2 separate regions of the Homo sapiens genome follow, and region 2 is linked to region 1. The links are chromatin loops, found by intact Hi-C in ENCODE. Cell type or tissue: heart right ventricle. All regions are shown on one strand. Each heading gives the region's core, and the rest is flanking DNA. Links, peaks and the distances in the headings are about the cores only.

The links. Peaks named below come from ENCODE experiments on the same cell type or tissue, not always from the same donor. Only the 100,000 strongest peaks of a DNase experiment are listed, where the experiment ranks them.
Region 2: a loop joins it to region 1, with 2.8 times the contacts of the local background. A loop is called at or near these places in 2 of 110 quality-filtered maps.

What each region holds. Positions count from the first base shown.
Region 1 is chr9:89,224,647-89,227,570 of GRCh38, reverse strand. No RefSeq gene overlaps it. Among named protein-coding and RNA genes, the nearest start is that of SHC3, 47 kb to the right of the region's middle. In heart right ventricle, for the core only: no CTCF peak of the experiment used is centred there; a DNase peak (open chromatin) is centred at 1,215.
Region 2 is chr9:89,113,537-89,116,460 of GRCh38, reverse strand. All of the region lies in intron 1 of SHC3 (SHC adaptor protein 3), which reads left to right. Among named protein-coding and RNA genes, the nearest start is that of SHC3, 64 kb to the left of the region's middle. In heart right ventricle, for the core only: no CTCF peak of the experiment used is centred there; no DNase peak of the experiment used is centred there.

The DNA of each region.
Region 1 (2,924 bases), core at 170-2,669:
GGTTGCCTGCTGGGGCTCTGAAGCTGCCACTGGGTACAGGATCAGCCAGCCAAGGCCATCAGGTCCCTGTTGGAGGTCCCTACTAGGTCTCTTGGGATCTTCTTTCCCTTGTCCTTTGGTGGGGGGTTGGGAGGTGGCTATCTTTATTGTTGGTTTTATTTTGTGGTTGTTTTATTTCCTTTTCTGTGTTTTTCTTTTTGCCTATACCTGTTGCTTCCAGGTTGCAGATTTTTTCAAGGCCTATTCTGAGATATATGAGAGTTAAAAAGAAAACCCAGGGAACTCACCACATTGTCATTCCTCAAGTCCTGAAGTCCATAGTCAGTTGCTTTCTTTATTCCTGCTTTCAAATTCCCTTTGTCATTATCTGCTAAGTTATTTCCAGGGTTTTTAATTGTATTTACAGGGGAGGAACAGGGACAACTGAGTCTACGAGATCTTCTTCTGGAGCCAGAAGTCTGCAACTGACATTTTTAAAACCTAGATTATTAATTTTGATAATATGTGTCCAATTGAACTGAGGGTTTTTTCCAAGCAAAAAGATCATTGCAAAATAGTAGATTTCTCTGAAAGGTTTCCAGAGCTTACTTCTAGGCTCAAGGTAGGCCAGAGGTCCAGGTAGGTGGGATGCCCAGAGTCACCAGGAAATTCCTCTGGGTGGGAGGCATGGCCTGGTTCTGGTGCTCCACTGTTTCCCAACACTCGATGAAAAGCAGTAGAAAGGCTTTTTCTCCTTTCAAGAAAAAGAGGCAGTGGTGCATACACACATATTCCTCACTTGTAGGTATTTTATTTTTGAACTTTTTCCTCTATTATTAGCAGTTTTTGATTTTTATGACAACAGCCTACATACTGAGAGGTCAAATTTCAGTAACTTTCATTAGTTAGAAAGGCGGGGAACAAAACTAATTGAACTTGCCCCCTGTAAGAAGTTCTGGGCCAGTTTAAACCAGTCAGTATAAATCAGAAGGAGGTTCACTGCATGGATGGAGGGAAAGAGAGCTCCTAAGCTAACAAGAAAGGGTCACCAGCAGACTTAGAAAAAGGCTGGTCGGTTGGCAGGTTTTAGAGAGGAGCAGAGGGAAGCAGCAGGAGATGCCCGGTGGGAGGAAAAAGGGTCACATTTTTCTGACTACAGGGGTGGTGAGAGTGAGTCTAGGGCTGGATGGAGCAAATGCTTGCTAGGTTTCCTGGGCAACAGGCCCCTCCCTTCTGGCAGTCTATTAGGCTCTGAAAGGCTACAGGCAGATAAAGCTACACAGTGATAGAAGAGCATGCCTGGATCAGCTGACTCCTCAGAGAAGGCCCTGGGAAACAGCATTTCAGAAAGGCGCCCATGAAGGAGGACTTGGGGAGACAGGGGACAGGGAGGCTGGGGGCCCACTGGGCCCTGCATGGCTGCTGCAGCTCCTTCGGCTTGGGTGCATGGATGTACACACAGACTGGGAATTTGTGAAGCCACTTTGCCTGGCTTAGCAGGGCTGGGAACTGAAAGCCACCCTGCAAGGCAGGGACTGCCATTCTCATTTGCTAAAGAAGGATCAGCCAAGGCAGGACGCCTGCACGTGGCTGCCCAGCCAGCAGGCAGCAGCGGGACAGGGCATCTTCTGGAATCTGTGGGGCTGCCTTCCTCTGGAAAATGGTGACCCAGGAGGAGAAACAGAGAAAGAGAAAAATCATAGCCTAATTACCAAGCGCTTTTGCATTCCACTCGGTAGGGGTGGCCCTGAATCCTTCATTCCGACCTTTTTCTTTCCTGCTGCAGAGAAGTCCAGCCTGGGCAGTTGAGGGATGTCTCAGATAGCATGGATTAAAAGCAAGGGAGGAGGCCAGGGCTGCAGGAGGCAGGCGTCCAGGAGGAATTCTTCCAAGGGGAGGTTAGAAACATCACTGCAAAACAATGTCTGTGTATAAATTATAAAGTACTGTGATGTCAGAGAACATGGAAAGTGCCCTGGATACTGTTACAGAAGATGGTTGACTCTTTAACATATTTGAGAGAGATTCACACCCTCAAAGATAAATACAAAAGTAGAACCCAGTATTCATGCCTGATACCTTTTCTCCCATTGTGTGGCCTTTGGGGGTAAATAAATAAAATGTGTCCATTTCTTCTGGGAAAATGTGGCAAATCAATGATGAAATCATAGCAGTAAGGTCCTCAGAACCCGTCAAAAATGTCATATGTCCAGTCAGTGTGAGAATTTGGACTCTACTCACCAAGGAGGCTGTTGTGGAGAGGGCCAGAAGAGCAAAATGGCCCAGAGTCACGTGGTTTTTTGAAGGGTGGGGAGAGTCTCTCTTTGGCATTCTGGAATAGTCCTGCTCAAGCCATGTGGTTTATGTGGCACTGGTCCAGCCCTGGACAAGCAGATGTGTGTCCTTCGGGCACAGTGATGGGCTCAAGTTCTGGCCTGTCACTCATACCAGACAAACCATTTTTCCTGGGAGTTTAGCTCAGAAAATCCCTCACTCTCTCTGGATGGTGATGACGAAAGGAATCCCATGCATCAGGAGCCAAAGGAGCATCTTGCTTCCACCTGGAGAGAGAGTACCTACTTGAGAATGAGGCCAAGGAAGGCCAGCAGGGAGGGAGAGACAGAGAAGAGAGAAAGAGGAGTGCTGATATCACTTGAACACCTGGATCCTGCCGTGTCTGATGCTAGATACACCCGCTTTGGATTTCCCAGCCACACAAGCCAACACATTTCCCTTTTTAAAAAAGCTTATTTGAATTGGGTGTCTGTTACTTATAAATGAATGAGTCCCAATGAATACTGCTAGTGTAAAATATAACTGTTGTGCCAGAGTGGTCTGGAATTCTCAGCTGGGTTGCCCCTAAATGGATTCCACTGTTAGATTAAACACACGAACCTTTCACGAAGGCCTCATAATACTCTTAATAGCTTCTCAGTTGGCTAACT
Region 2 (2,924 bases), core at 323-2,822, 110 kb after region 1:
AGTATCCATAAACTCTGTGGTGGTGGTGGTGGTTGTATTCACGTAACTCTGTGATAGTGGTGGTGGTGTATCCACATCACTCTGTGATGTTGGTTGTATTCACATAACACCATGATGGTGGTCACAGACTGCAAAGTTTGTCATGGTGTTCACATAACTCTGCAACGTTTGTTGTGGTGTTGACATAATTGTGCAACACCGTGGTACTGTTAGTCTCATAACATGGTGACGTTGTTGGTGATGTTTATGTAATTCTCCACTCATGGTTGTGGTATTTACATGACTGCAATATTGGAGTTGATGGTGGGGTTCACATAACTGTGAAATTTGTCATAATAGTCCCATACTGCAACCTTCATCACAGTATCACGTAATTTTGCAACATCGATGGTGGTACACACATAACTGTGCTATGGTTCTGCTGCTGATAGTCACATAATTATGACATTAATTATGGTACTTGCCTAACACTGTGACATTGGTGGTGGTGGTATTTACATATTTCTGCAATGTTTGTGGTGCTATTCACATAACTGTGATATTGATCATTGTATTCACATAGTTCTGTGATAATGGTTGTGGTTGTGTTACTCTAAGTGCAAGAGTGGTGGTTGTATTCAGGTAAATCTGTGACATTGTCATTGCTGTTCATGTGACACTGCAGTGTTGTTGCTGGTGGTCATATAACTCAATGACATTACTCATGGTGTTCACACAATCTTTTGAAAGTGGTCCTGGTATTTGCATGACTCTGCAATGCTGGTGGTAGTAGGGTTGACATGCACTGTGCAGTTCATCATGATGTGCATTCAACTCTAAGATGATTGCTGTGGTATTCACAGAACTGAGATTCATCATGGTGTTAACATAATTATGCATTGGTGCTGCTGGTGGTATGCACATGGCACTGTGACATTGCTGATGATGGTATTTACATAATTCTCTATTGGTGGCAGTGGTATTCACATGAACCCATGACATTTGCCATGATAGTCACACAATTTTGCAGCATTGGCGGTTGTGGTATTTATAATATCTCTGACAGTGAATGTGGTGTTCCCATAACTCCCTTGCTGATTATGGAATTCACATAATTTTGCATCATTGTTGTTGGTGGTATTCATGTAGCTCTGTGGTGTTGGTTATGGTGGTATTCACAATATTCTGTGATATTGGTCATGGTTGTAAACAGATAACTCTGCAAAGTTGGCTGTGTCATTCCAATAAATCTGTGAGGTTATCAGTGGTGGCATTGACATGACTCTGCAATGACAGAGAAGACAGTACTCATCTAACTTTGAGATGTCAGTCATGTTATTCGTATATGCTGTGAAGTTGATGCAGGTGGTACTCTACTCTGGTGGTCATGATATTCATATAACTGTGATGGTGGTCATGGTATTCAAATAACCCTGTGACTTGGTTGTGCGAGTCACATAACCCTGTGACAGTAGTGTTGTTGGTATTCCCATAACTGTGTCATTGGTTGCCTATTTACATAGCTCTGTCATGTTGAACGTGGCATTCATATCACGCTGCGACATCAGTGGTAGTGGTATTCACCTAACTTTATGATACTGGTGGGGATTATATTCACATAACTGCAGTGTTGCTGCTGGTGGTAGTCTTATAAACATGTAATTGTGGATGAGGTTGCAAATCATAACTCTGCAACAATGGTGGGGGTATTTATATAACTCTGCAACATTGGTCATAGTTTTCACTTAACTCTGTAATAATGGATGGAGTATTTGCATAATTCTGTGACTCTAGTCATGTTATTTATATAAATATACTCATCACCTAGCATCCACAGAGTGGTTTCAGGACCCTCTAGGATACCAAAATCCATAGATGCTCAGATCTCTTATATAATATGGTATAGTATTTACATGTAGCCTGTGCACAGCCTCCTTTATACTTTGAATCCTCTCTAGATTATTTACGATACCTAATATAATATAAATGCTATGTAAATAGTTGTTACTATATTGTTTATTTGCACTACTTTTATTGTTTTTTTTTCTATTTTCAATCCACAGTTTGTTGAATCTGTGAATGTGGGACCTGCACACATGTAGGGCTAACTGTATACGTCCATGGGGGGACAGGTATTTTCAAAACTCTGTAATAATGGTGGTAGTGTTAACATAACTCTGAATTGTTCATAGTTTTCAAATAACTCTATGGCATTGGCATGATATTTACGTAATTCCACAATGATAGTGGTAGTGTTCGTGTAACTCTGCCACGTTGGTTTTTTTGTGGTATCTTCATAATTCTCATAATTCTGGAACAGCATGGTGGTGGTGGTATTCCCGTATTCCCACAATTCTATGACATTGATGTTCATGGTATTCACATAACTCTGTTGTCAGTTGTAGTATTCATATAACTTTGTGACATAGGTGGTGGTTTTCACGTAACTCTGCAATGGTGGCTTTGGTGTTTGGATAATTCTGTGGCTTTGATGCTGGTGGTATTCACATAACTCTGTGACATTGGTCCTATTATTCACATGAACCTGTGATGTTGGTTGTTGTAATCACATAACTCTGCAATGTTGATGGTAGCCTAATTCATATTTCTCTGACATTGGTCATGGAATTCACATAACTGTGATGGTAGTGGTGCTATTCAAATATCTGCCTTGGTAGTGGTATTCTCTTAATGCTGCCACAGTGGTTGAGGTATTCAAGTAATTCCATGATGATGTTTTTGTGGTAGTCATATAACTCTAATGGTGTTAGGTATGGTAATCCCCCGAGTCTGCAAAGTTTGTTGTGGTCTTCACATATCTTAGTGACAATAGTGATATTGGTGGTGGTGCAATGGTGGGAGTAATAATCACATTTATGGGTGTATAGACAGGCTCAGATAAATTTAAAGTTATAAGAAGATATGACAAAGCCAGCCTCCAATTC